Regions from separate parts of the Homo sapiens genome. Here region 1 is linked to region 2. A link is a contact called in ENCODE Hi-C or POLR2A ChIA-PET data. All regions are on one chromosome and are shown on one strand. The core of a region is the stretch at or near the end of the contact, and the rest is flanking DNA. Distances in the headings are between cores, read along the strand shown.

What was found. Hi-C counts contacts between places; a loop is a spot of excess contacts on that map. ChIA-PET counts read pairs that join two places held with the same protein, here RNA polymerase II (POLR2A). Pooled maps may share reads with other maps.
Region 1: a loop to region 2 is called in a map of Caco-2, with 3 times the contacts of the local background. The contact joins the promoter of C5orf52 here to the enhancer-like site in region 2. A Hi-C loop is called at or near these places in 2 of 168 maps with a recorded cell type or tissue (Caco-2 and PC-3) and 4 of 50 pooled maps. POLR2A ChIA-PET finds 5 or more read pairs at or near these places in 1 of 52 experiments (A549).

The regions. Positions count from the first base shown.
Region 1 is chr5:157,668,789-157,675,757 of GRCh38, reverse strand. C5orf52 (chromosome 5 open reading frame 52) reads right to left here and starts at 4,225. Exons shown (of 3, transcript NM_001145132.2): 1 at 3,932-4,225; 2 at 558-666. The coding sequence starts at 4,143. It also overlaps a transcript of SOX30 not described here. RefSeq lists enhancers at 4,428-4,537, 4,003-4,560.
Region 2 is chr5:157,361,630-157,368,301 of GRCh38, reverse strand. All of the region lies in intron 26 of CYFIP2 (cytoplasmic FMR1 interacting protein 2), which reads right to left. NIPAL4-DT (NIPAL4 divergent transcript) reads left to right here. Exons shown (of 3, transcript NR_136205.1): 2 at 3,697-3,776; 3 at 5,098-5,687. Among named protein-coding and RNA genes, the nearest start is that of FNDC9, 19 kb to the right of the region's middle. RefSeq lists a silencer at 5,896-6,106. Within about 2 kb of position 1,366, at least 3 of the 41 ENCODE cell types and tissues checked have a DNase peak (open chromatin) inside an H3K27ac peak, as active enhancers do.

The DNA.
Region 1 (6,969 bases), core at 2,976-5,475, 300 kb before region 2:
TCTAGGACCCAAGACTTTGGTTTTCTGTTTTTTTGTTTGTTTGTTTTTTGAGATGGAGTCTTGCTCTGTTGCCACACACCTGGCTGCCACCACACCTGGCTAATTTTTGTATTTTTAGTAGAGACAGGATTTCACCATATTGGCCAGGCTGGTCTCGAATTCCTGACCTCAAGTGATCCTCCTGCCTCAGCCTCCCAAAGTGCTGGGATTAGAGGTATGAGCCACTGCGTGTGGCCTAGGACCCAAGACTTTGTATGGGAGAAAATAAGAATCCATTCATGGATTCCCTAAATAGAGAGATAATGTGCTTTCAGAAAAAAAGACCCAAGAGACATGGAGTCTTTCTCTCTGGCTCCCTTAGCCCAGGAACAGGTGCGACACCTTGCGCAAGTCAGTAACCCCGAGTATCAATTGCCTCCTCTGTAAAATGGGGCCTGCCTTAGAGCACCTTGATGACTCCCTATCACCTCTATGATATCCCAGCATATAGGGAGAATGAAATGAATATGGGTCAAGCCACTAACACCCTCTAATGCAAAAGCTTGTGGCTACTTTACCTCCATCTCATAGATTCGTTGTGTGATGCGGTTATCATGAATAATCACCCGAGATAAATGGCTCTTGGGTAAAGTTTTTTTCATCGCTGCTTCACTGGAATTCATTAAGCTGGAGCAGGGAGGGAAAGGTGGCACAGGTTACAGACGGTTGGGGCCTGGGCCAGAGCACATTTGATGGGGTCCTGAGGGAGTGGCTGAGGCTTCCCCGGGTTTCTTGGGACAAGTGCAGCTCTGTCATAATTTTCAAAAGAACAGGGGAGTAACCACAGTTTCTTGTTGTGGAAAAGGTATGCTAAAGGGGTATTTCATGGTTACCCAGAAGAAAAGCCATTCTGAGGATGTAAAATGGCCTAGTGCAGTCCTTAAGAGAAGGGTTATCAGGAACTCAGAACCATCCTCAGAAGCAGTCACCCTTTTTGTGTTTTTTGTTTTTTTGAGGCGGAGTTTCACTCTGTCTCCCAGGCTGGAGTGTGGTGGTGCAATCTTGGCTTACTGCAAACTCCACCTCCAGTTCAAGCAATTCTCCTGCCTCGGCCTCCTGAGTAGCTGGCACTACAGGCACTCGCCACCATGCCTGGCTAATTTTTGTACTTTTAGTAGAGACGGGGTTTCACCATGTTGGACAGGCTGGGTTCAAACTCCTGACCTCAAGAGATACACCCACCTCAGCCTCCCAAAGTGCTGGGATTACAGGCAAGTGCCACCACGCCCACCCAGCCAAAAGCAGTCATCTTGATGATCCTTCTTAAGGATGAAATGGTGAGAGGAGTCTTAGAGGAGAGGAGTAAAGTTGTAGGGTAGGATTCAGAAGGATGAATCTGGGAGGTGTTTAGCTTGGGGGGCACTTGCTCTAGAGCATATGCTTCAAGGGGATCTGGGAGGTGGGGGGTTGGGGGAGTATAAATCAGAGCAGGGAGAAATGCAAATGAAAAGCTTGGACAGGTGTTAGGCTGGTTAACAGGGAAATTCTGGAAGAAAGTTTGGGGAGTTTAGAAAAGTGAAGGAGGTATGGGGTGGCTAGGGGTTTTAGGAGACTCTGAAAGGTGAGAGGTGAAAGATGGGGTGGGGTGGGGTAGAATGGAGCCAAGTACTCCAGGTGAAAATACAACAATTTGGTCAAAATGAGAAAATGGTGAAAAGTGGATACACTTACAGGCACTGAGTTTTCACTTTTTGATAATTTGGTTACACCACGAAGTAGTCTTATGAACATATATCTTTAAATGGTTTTGTCCATTTAAAAATAATTGTTCAGGACCGGGCAAGTTGGCTCACGCCTGTAGTCCCAGCACTTTGGGAGGCTGAAGCAGGCGAATCACTTGGAAGTCAGGAGTTCCAGAACAGCCTGGCAAAGATGGTGAAACCCCATCTCTGCTAAAAATACAAAAATTAGCTGGGCGTGGTGGTGAGCGCCTGTAATCCCAGCTACTCGGGAGGCTGGGGCAGGAGAATCACATGAACCCAGGAGGCGGAGGTTGCAGTGAACTACTTTACCATTGTACTCCAGCCTGGGCGACAGAGTGAGACTCCGTCTCAAAAAAAAAAAAATTGTTCATATTTTCTTTCTAAAATGTGGAAACAAAATGTACAATATTGAATAAATTTTGGTATGTCATAAAATAAAATACATGTAATTGTGTATGAAACATAGACACGGGTGGTGTATTAGATGGGAGAAGAAAGCAGGTTACTAGAAACTGAACTTTTTGTGATGTATTGTTTTTTAAGTATAAGTATGTTGTCATATATATATTATATATGAATGAAGCCTGAACAAAATGCACCAAAATGTTAACGGTGATTGTCCCTAGCCAATCATGCTGCTAGTCTTATTTTTCTTATTTTATTTTATTTTTATTTCTTTGAGATGGGATCTCACTCTGTCGCCCATGTTGGAGTGCAGTGGCGCAATCTCCGCTCAATGCAACCTCAGCCTCCCAGGCTCAAGCAATCCTCCCACCTCAGGCTCCCGAGTAACTGGGACCACAGGCCAGCCACCATGCCCGGCTAATTTTTTGCATTTTTGGTAGAGACAGGGTTTCGCCATGTTGACCTGACTGGTCTCGAACTCCTGAGCTCAGGCGATCCACCCTCCTCAGCCTCCCAAAGTGGTGGGATTACAGGCATGAGCCACTGCACCTGGCCTTATTTATCCATAAGTGTATGCTACTTTTATAATTAGGACAAAAAAGACAACTGTGGAAGGGTGAAACATTTTGAAGGACTAGAATTTTTTTCTAACTGATGCCGGGTGCAGTGGCTCACACCTGTAATCCCAGCACTTTGGGAGGCAGAGGCAGGCAGATCACCTGAGGTCAGGAGTTCCAGACCAGACTGGCCAACATGGTGAAACCCCGCCTCTACTAATAATACAAAAATTAGCCGAGCATGGTGGTGCACGCCTGTAATCCCAGCTACTCAGGAGGCTGAGGCAGGAGAATTGCAATTCATTTTCAGCCAATTTGGAACCCGGAGTGTCGTGTATGTTTTTAGATTTACAAACTAATATGAACAATCCAATTTCCCAGTCTCCCATTTACATTTTTCTGACCTATGCACAGCCTAGGTATGAGGTGATGGAAAAGGCTGGTTTAGAGATCAAGATGCTCAAACACAAAAGTCCCCCAAATCCTGGTTTTTTTTTGTTGTTGTTGTTTAAAAAAAATCCCTAAAACATTTAAGGACACATAAAACTCTTCACCCACTCAGTGGGTGCACCAAATTTACCAATACTAGAAGGGGAAGAGGGTGGCAACGACTGGAAATATTCCCTTTCAAGTAATAAAGGTCATTTTGAACCAAATTGCTTTCCACCTCAAGTTCTCCATGGACAGGGGCCTGAAGGATGCAGTGAGGGGGGTTTGTGGAATGGAAAGGAGCGCGGGTAATTGGGGTTTGTGAGGATCCGGGCCAGGCAGAGGGAACTGGGGTTTTTTCCAGGACCACCGGGGAAAAGAGAGGCTGAGAAGGGGCGTATGAGACGGATTCGAACTTGGGAGGACCTGGGCCTCGCCAGGTTCTAAGAGTCAGGGCTCATCCCCCTAGGGCACTGCGGCCACATGTTGTCATGCCTGGGGGACTGACGGGCCAGGACCGATTCTGAGAAAATGTCAGTGGAGATGTCATTCTGAGAAAATGTCAGTGGAGATGGGGATTCCAGGTTCTCCCGCGATTCCGGGGCGAGGGAGTTCGGGCTCCGGGGAATCCGAAGAGCTAGACTGGGAAGGTGCTGGTGCCCGGGGCTACGAGAAATCGACTATCCTGGGGTGTGAAAAAGGGCCGGGGTCCGGCTAAGGGGAGCGCGAGTCCCAAAGAGTTAGGGTTCCCTCGCGGGTCCGAGGGTCTGACGAACGCTCTGGGCATGCGGGCCACACCTGAACAGCACCGGCTGCTGCGCGGACCTCGGCCGCGGAAAGCAGATCTGCGGCTGACCCCCTACGCCGATTTCTGGGCGGCGGCCGAGTCTATCGCGCTGGTAGTTCGAACCCGAGGTGGCGCTGGAACTGGTGGTCGCCTGGGCGGCGGTCCCGCCGATCGTGGAGGATCCCTGGTCACAGGTGACCGAGGGCCTAGTCGGCTGTGTCATTGCGGCTTCCCTGTTGGAGAAAGAGTTGGAAACTGGTGGCTGGTTGCCAGCCCACCTAGGTGGGCGCGCGCTGACGCGGAGTGAGTCCCTGGGCGGAGCCCTGAACCGAGCGCGGCGCGTTGCCTGGGAGACACATATTGGCTGCGGGGAAGGGGACGGGGGCTGTTGGACATGCGTGCAGAGTCCGGCGGCCACGGACGCGGTAATATTGTCCCTCGGCATCCGCCGTGGTGAGACCCGGCGCGTTGCTGTGAAGACGGACGGGTCTGGAAGAAGTGGGGTGCGGTGAGCTGAGCAGACCTTTTCCGCTTCGACGTGGGGACTGCAGTGACCCCGGCCTGCTGGCGGGGCGGGTAACGGGTTGAGCCAGGGTGGGGCTGCTCAGCGGCATGGAGCTGAGGTCTGAAGACCCAGCACAGGCGATTCCTTTCTGCGACGAGACAATTGCTATGGAAACCAAAGTGCTGGGTCAGCGGGGATTGAGGCTCCAGGATCAAGACTGGTGTCTTTCCGGAAGACCCTTGGCTAAGGCTTCCCGGAGCGGCTGCTTCCTGAATGAATCCGCCATCTCCTGCGGGGTCTTGACACCGAGCAGGCGAAGAAGCCTATTCCAATGCCAGCTCCCCCGGGAAACCTACCTGGCCCACCCCTATAAGTGGTGCCTCGCTCTCGTTAACTCTTAGACTTTGTTCCACGTTTATAACCTAATATTTCGGTAACGCCCCGCGGTTTTTGTTTACTTTTCCCACACATAATGGACCAGAAAGACTTGCTTCCGGACTTTGCTTTATGACTCTGAACAAGTCATTTTTCCCACTGGGTCTCACTTCCCTCTTGTGTAAAATGGAAATATTAACTCTAGATGCCGGTCTGGTTAGGTTTGAAGATCGAACCAGATGAGGGAAGCCAAAGACTTCATAGGCTGTAAAGTGGTGAAACTGAACTGCTAACGAGTTGCTATTTTTTTCTCCCCTCCCTCTCCCTCAAGCTAAAAGTTCTTCAGATTTCTTGTGATTTCTTCAGGCGGTCTTGGGACTCCCTAGCCTCCGACCTGGAATAGATCTCTCTTCACACTTCACTTCCACAGAGCCCTTCATTTTAACTTCCCTATCCAAAGCAAGAAAAATAGTTATCATTTTTAGAGGGCTTACTCTGTGCCAAGCCCTGATAAAACTCTTTACCTGGATTATCTCATTAAATTTCACAACATCCTTTTAAGGTAGCCACTGTTATCCTCTTTTTAAGCTCTGTCTGCCTGTAATTGCCTATTTAATGTCTGTTTCCCCCACTAGACTTTGAGCTCTGAAAAAAGGGGCCATGACTGTCTTGTACATTTCAGTATCTCCAACACCTAATACAGTGCCTGATAAATATTTCTTAACTAGCATGAAAATGACTGACCCTCCTCCTATCACTACCCTTACCCTCAAGAGCATTGTCTCTCCTGCAGACTTTTAGTTGCTGTGATGAACAGCACATTCCTTTATTCCCATTACTCACTGGTTTGAGGGGCCATCAGTTCACTTCTCTCTGGATTATCTGATGATGAGGATCCAGAACATCCCTTAGCATTTAGGCTTCCACCTGGGTTCAGGAGGCTTTTTCCTTGCCCTTCATATAGTCTCTAGAACAAGGCAGCCCTAGCTGCCCTTCCTGGGGTGAGCCTGATGCATTTGAGTCTAGGGCGTTGGCAGGTAGAATTTACCTATACAATCTTTGGCTCTTCTCTTTAGTAGCCTCAGAACCACCCCCATCCCCACTCAGCCTGTTCCTGGAATTCTACAGAAAAATGGCCAGGCTGGGTGCCGTGGCTCATGCCTGTAATCCCTGCACTTTGTGAGGCTAAGGCGGGCGGATCACTTGAGGTCAGGAGTTTTCGAGACCAACCTGGTCAGCATAATGAAACCCCGTTTATACTAAAAATAAAAAAATTAGTCAGGCGTGGTAGCGCCCACCGGTAATGCCAGCCACTAGGGAGGCTGAGGCACGAGAATCAGTCGAACCCGGGAGGCGGAGGTTGCAGTGAGCCAAGATTGTGCCACTGCACTTCCAGCCTGGGCGACAGAGAAATACTTTGTCTCAGATAAATAAATAAATAAATAAATAAATAAATAAATAAATAAATAAAATTGATGGGCGCGGTGGCTCACACCTATAATCCCAACTCTTTGGGAGATCGGGGAGAGCAGATCACTAGAGGTCAGGAGTTTAAGACCAGCCTGGCCAAAATGGTGAAACCCCATCTCTACAAAAATTAGCCGAGTGTGGTGGTGCCTGCCTACAATCCCAGCTACTCAGGAGGCAGAGGCAGGAGAATCACTTGAATCCAGGAGGCAGAGGTTGCAGTGAGCCGAGATAGTGCCACTGCACTCTAGCCTGGACTACAGAGTAAGACTCTGTCTCAAAAAATTAAATGACTTTGCTTCCCTCCCCAATCCCAGCACCCAGGCATTGTGCCTTGCAGCAGATCCTAGCTGAGCATTTAAGCACAAGCCTCTGCTGACCCCTTTTGGTCTCTGTGGGATCTGCCCTAGTCTAGCAGCCAGGGCCCCAGGTGCACATTTGGCACCTTTTGGCCTTGTGACCTCACCTGTCAAAATGCTTTCCCACCATTTATCTCATGGGGTCCTCTCTACAATCCTGGGAAGTGAGGAAAGCCGGGATTCCCATTCTCACTTTACAAATGAGCAGCAGGATCCTGGGATCCAGTACCAAATCTACCACTAATTCCTTACCTGACCTTGGCAAGTCACCTTCCTACTCCCAGGCTCAGTCACCCATCGATGAAATAGGAGGGGCGATCTGCACAAGACAGCTATATGGTTT
Region 2 (6,672 bases), core at 117-2,616:
ATGAGTCTTTCCTTTTAAGGAAAAAAGTAATAAATATTTAGTGCAATAAATCTAAACAATAATTTAAAGTCTAAAAAGTGAGAGACACTTCTCCCGTGCCCCTGTCACCCATCACATCCCATAGAGGCAGTCACTCTTCTCACTTTGGTGAGTACTGCTTTTATAACTACTAATTTTATATGAGAAAATCTGCTAGAACATAAAAACATCTGGAAGAATATCCTTTAGAATGTGAACAGAGGTCGGCTGGGCATGGTGGCTCATGCCTGTAATCCCAGCACTTCGGGAGGCCGAGGTGGGCAGATCACTTGAGGTCAGGAGTTCAAGACCAGCCTGACCAACATGGTGAAACCTCATCTCTTCTACTAAAAATACAAAAATTAGCTGGGTGTGGTGGTGCATGCCTGTAATCCCAGCTACTTAGGAGGCTGAGGCAGGAGAATTGCTTGAACCTGGGAGGCGGAGGTTACAGTGAGCCGAGATCATGCCACTGCACTCCAGCCTGGGCAACAGAGTGAGACTCTGTCTTAAAAAAAAAAAAAAAAAAAAAGTGAACAGAGGTCATCTTAGTGTGACAAAGTGGTTTTTGTTTTCTTTCTGCTTCTCTGAGTTTTCAATCAATGAATTTATTTCAATTATGTAATAAAACAATTAGAGGAAAGACATTAAAAGGTAGAAGTAGGAGACAGAAGGTCAGATGTGGAGATGGAACTGTTGAAAAGAACAAAAACAATCGGCAAAGCTCAGCTGGGCATCTGTCTGTACTGTAATACGCTAACCTTAAGGATCTTTGGACTCCAAGGCACATCTGGTTTTCATCCAGACTCCTGCACTAGCTGTAATGCTGGGAAAATCAGCTCCCTCTTGGGCCTCAGTTTTCCTATCTACAAAATTTGAGGTTGCACTAGATGAGCAGTTTCCAACAGGGGGAGGTTTTACCCTCCTAAGGAATATCAGACAATATCTAGAGACATTATTGGTTGCCACAATGAAGGGTACTACTGGAATATAGTCCAGAAATGCTGTTCAACATCCTATAAAGTCCAGGGCAACCCCCTAAAAGATTATCTGGCTCCAAATGTCAGTGGTGCTGAGGTTGAGAAACCAACCCTGGATGGTCTCTGGGGGCCTTTCCAGATCTGACTGGCATTCGGATCTGTGAGTTTGGGTCTAGACTCTCCTCACCTCTGGTGAGGGCAGTAATGCTCTCAAATGACTGACCGGAGTGTTTCTGTGGTCCACTCTAATAAGGAGAGAAGAAGTAACAGAGATGAAGGCAAAGAACACTCCAGGCAAGAGGCCTTGCAGTAAAAGGCAGACTAAAGGGCTCTGTCCTTCCCGGGGGACTCAGGCCTGCCTTCCCTCACACGTACAAATAGGTCCCTCTCCTGGTGTATGCTGGCATAACAAACAATGGCCGAAAGTCTAGAAAACCAAGCAAAATTTAAACAAAAACTTAGTGACTGCTATTTTCCCTAATGACCACTTTCTGATTTCCCAGGGAAGGAAATACTAGAGGAAACACTAGACATTAATAGAATTTCCTTTAAAAACCTGATACATATAAAAATACTTAACAAATGCTGATTTGTTTCAGATAAGATCCAACAAATATATTAAGAGGCTGCGATGACCAGACCATTTATGGATACAAGATAAATGACAGACATAGCACTACCACTACAGATTGCAGGAAGAAGGTCTTTTCAAGAAGTGGTGCCAGAACAATCTGGAAATAAAAGATTTATACTTCCCATTAAACACAAACATCAATTCTAGGTGAATAATATGGACTTAAAGGTCTGTTTAGCGTTGAAAGACTAACCTCTAAAACTTTCAGAGGATAGCCCATCTTCACGCGTTAGAGTAGGAAAGGTTTTCTAAACAAATCACAAAACCGTAAGGGAAAAAAATAACTACACTAAGCCTCAAGAACTTCTATTCACCAAAAGACAAGCCAGAGTAATAGATCTGCAATACATGTATCCATAGTATATAATGGCCACAAATCCATAAGAAAGATGACTTAAAAAGGCAAGAATGTTGACCAGCACTTCACAAAAGATGGTGTCCAAATGGCTAGTAGCATGTGGAAGGAGAATCAGCATCATTAGGGAAATCAAAATCATAATGAAACATGACAGCCCCCCCAGAATGGCTATGATTAAAGAGGGACAAATTGTTTATGAGGCTGCAAAGAAATGATAACTCTCATACACTGCTGAATGGGAGTATAAATTGGTACAATTTGAAAACTGCTTTGAAGCTAACCTAATAGGTATTTCCCTAATAAAAACAGGAGCATCTATACACCAAAACACATGTACAAGAATATTCATGACATCATTATTCATAATAGTACCAAACTATAAACAACCCAAATGTCCACCCACAGTAAAACGGATGATTCAGTTAGTCTGTTCATGCAATGAGAATACTAGAGTAACTGATTCGGTAATAAAAAATGGATCATCTACAACATGGATGAATCTCAAATGTAATGTTGAATGACAGAGGTCAGAAAGGAAAGGGAAAACATACTAGATAACTCTACATGAAGTTCAAGGACAAGCAACACTATCTCTGGAAATAGAACTCGGAACTACGATTCCTTGCGGAACACTGAAGAGGGCATGAAAGAACCATCTATGGTACTATAAATGTTCTGCGTCTAGACCTGGGCTACATGGACATGTGCCTTCATCAAGCTGTACACTTAAGATTTATGCATTTGACTGTAATACATTAATTGAAACCACCAGAACACCCTATAAAAACCAAAAACCAGAAAAATGATGCACAGGTACCTGGGTTTCTGTACTAATATTGCACCCTGAATTTTGAGAAATATTTATAAGCACCTACTAACTTCATGAGGAAAATACCTTTGTCCAAGTGATCAACTGTTAAATTTATATCCCTCTACCTATCAATGATATATTAATCTGTTTTTTAAAAAAAGGCAGAAAAAGACAAAAAATGGAAAAGTAAAATGGGCAAGAGATTTCTTACTTTTTCCTTCGCACTTTCTGGTATTTCCCAGTTTTTCTAAAACTAGCATATACTATTTTAAAATTATAGGTCAATAATAATACATGAATGTGCTTTCCTTGTAAGAAATTAAGACATTCCAGATAAGGCTAAAAAGTCCCTGTTGACCTCTAATCCTGGATTCCTCCCTCATACCTAGAGAAAATGTCTGTTAAATATTGGTATGCTTTTTTTTTTCTAGATCTTTTTCAATGCAGAGTTATTTGTGGTTTATATCTATGGCATCATGTGTGTCTTGTCCTAAAACTTTTTAAAGCTCAATATTGTATCTTTCACTATTTTTTATCTTGGTATGTGCAAAACTACTTTATCAGCTTATTCTTTTTACCTGCTTCAGAGTTTTCCATGAGAATGGACATTCCACAGTTTATACAGCCTTTCCTCTATGATGGCCATTAGGCATCTTTCCTTTTTTTTTTTGGCAATTAGTAGTCTTCTTTCATTGAGAAGAATTGGTATGTCATTTAAAAATTTAATTCTAGCTTCCTAAACTAAAAAAACTCCAGAAAGCTCATGCCTCATTCTAATCTCAGAAAGCACTGTCTAGGCTTGGAGATCTCCCCAGCTGTCTAAGTAGAAAGCAGAATGAGGACTTCAGTGAGCCTAATCCCTGCTCTGTGTTCCCCATCCTTCCCCGACCCCTAGCCCCCAAGGACTGGGATCAATATTGGAAACCTGTGCTTTAGTTCTTCCACCTCTGCTGCTGCTATGCTGTGTGACCTCAGGTGAGTTCCTCCTCTCTCTGGTTCTCAGTTTTCTCACTTATGAATAGAAGGGGTTGAAAGATTCATGCTGTAGCGGGTCTGTCTCAGGTCTCAGCTCTGAAGGTCATTGAGTGTCCTGTTGTCCTCAGTGATACATGTGAGTGACCACCCAGACGGTGCCTGAGGAAGTGGTCCTTTCCTTGCGGCCCCCATCAATAGTCTGCCTCTGGATTCTGAACAGGGGAAGCTGAATTGATGGTCTCTGAGTCACAGTTCCTCATGAAAAGAGGTGCTTAACAGGAGACACTCGGGGACTGAGGCTTCAGGGACCCACCCCCCCCCGCCACCCCGCCCCACCTCCACTGTTCTGGTGCCCCTGAGGCCTTCAGAAGTTGTTCCTATTTATCCCTACGACTTCTGAGGGCTACGTTGCTATAGCAACCTGGGTCTGCTGATCTGTGTAAAAAACTTATCAATTAGCTGTCTGGAGAGTCCATTTAAGGGGTAACAGAGAAGCAATTACTCCTTATAGAGGAAGCGCAAACAGTCCCCATTTCAGAGCCTCTCAGGGAGAGTCTGAGAATGGCAGGTCCAAGTCACTCATTTTAGGGACGGGGGCACTGAGGGATGAAATGAACTGGTTCATCCCAAGTCACAAAGACAATTAGAGGCAAGGCATCCTTTCTGGCTCTGATTCAGAAGCTCCATTATCTCTCTACCTTTGTTCCAGGCTTCTCCTTTCCCCTCCCGTCTATTCTCCAAGCACCTATTGCCTCCAAGATGGGCTCTAGACTGTAAGAGCCTTGTCCTTCACTCTCCCAGTAGCCCCCAGGCCTTTGAAAACAGCCAGGCAGACCCCCTCACCTGCTGCTCACATGGCATCCTGTGGTGGCCCACGAAGCCCCAGTGACCTGCTGCCTGGCTGCCTCCCTCCACGGCTCTAACCTCTGTCCCCTTGGCACCAGCTCACTATGAGGTCCTCCCTATTCCTTAAGACCAAGCTCCAGCCTCTTCAAAAACAGCACATCTCTCTCTGACACAGCCACTCTCCCTTTATCCTGTGTATTCCTTCACAGCTCCCCTCCCCATCTGCAACCACACTCTGATTGTTACGACTTTGCTCGTTCCCCTCTCTGGAATAAAAATGGTAAAACTCTGTCTCTTATTCATGACCATTTATCCACAACCTAGAACTGCTCCTGGCAATGAAGAGGCTCGCCACGCCTCTTGCTGAATGAGTGGATGGATGGCTGGATGCTAAAAGAGATTCCCACTAGGTTCTGAGAATGAGGCATCCCAGAGTAACATCCTGTTTCCTTCTCCGTTACCTCGACACCTGTAGGACTGGGCCGACTGGGAGCACCATGTGGAGAACAGAGACAAACTGGAGTGCCTTGGGGAGGAAGGAGGAGAGCACAGTCTCTGAGTCAGCCATGAGGCAGAGCAAATACAAGTGGTCATGCAGGAAGAAGAGTGCTGGTTCTGCGGGGTCCTAAGAGGGAGATGTACGGGGGGTGTGCTTTGTTCAATATGACAACACTACCAATGGTTTAGTTCTTACTGCATGAGCTTTACATGTGGTGTATCTTTCTGGCCTTGAAACTATCCTGCAGGGTAAAACAACTGTCCCCCATCATAAGAAATGAAGGTAACAGTGCATGTTCTCCCCTCAGCCTGGGACAGCTTCACCAGGCAAATTCCTGCTCATTCTCCAGGCCATCTCCCCAGAGAAGTCCTTCCTCAACCTCAAGAACACATCGAGTTCTCTGTCTTCTGTTCCCACAGGACCCTGCAGTCACCCCTCCTAGCTCTTGCTGTAACAGTAGACACATGATTTCGGTGTAAATATGGACAGGACAGGAGGCAGGGCTGGACACTGCTACATGCCCCAGAACAGTGCCTGTCCTATGATATCCAAGGAATAATTATCTAATGAGTGAGATGGAGCAGGGAACCCTCTTAGGGGCCCTGCAGCACCGCCCCCGCCAAGCATGGAAATAAAATCTTGAGTTTCTTCAAGGGAAATTCCAGGCACCTAGCTAGCCCTGAGAAGTAAATAAGCAAGCTGATAAGCAAGAAGGTAATAGTAACTAACTTAAAACAACAGCCAAGGAAGCTAGAATCATGGGATGTTTGATTCCCTACAGAAATTAAAGATAACATCTTCACATATGAACCAGAGTTCTTTTTCAGAAACCTGGACCCACACCAAACAGATGTGCTGGCATGCATGCAGACCTCAGATAAGAGGGAACTGCAGGCCGAACTCTGACCGCAGTTCCAGTTCTTTGTTCTAAACTTATTCTTAGGAGGCCTGGAAGAAGCCATACCCACAAGCTGGAGCTAACATTCTTTTCTGCTGACCCTAAATTTTAAAACAAAGCTTCTCTTCCTTACCCAATTGCAAAGCAGAAACTCTCTGAAATCTACCTATGACTATAAGCCCCCACCCACTTCAAGACGATAGCCTGCCCCTTTGGGCTAAACCAATGTGTAACCTCCATACAATGACTTATAACTTTGCCTGAAACTTCTGCTTTCCTGAAATTTACCCCTGCCTTTAAAAACCCTTGTTTGCAAGCCATTGGAGAGGTGGGGTGTTAAGAGAGAACTGCTCAGTTCTCCTTGCTTGGTACTCTGAAAATAAACACCCTCCTTTCTCCTGCAGTAAACCTCAGCGTGGATGTTTGTTTTTACTGTGCCAGGCAGGTGGACCCCAGTTTGGTTCCATAACATGAGGGAATGGCAAACTGAGACCTAGACAACTGCACTAATCGTGAATGGGGGAGCCAGGACTAGAATCCATGTCTGTCTGGAAATGAACTGAAAAGAGCATGTGAGCTTGTACTCAAAGCACAAATCAATGCTGCAGGAGCCTCAATATCTGCTTGGGGTTGGCATCCCCTCCAACCTGGAG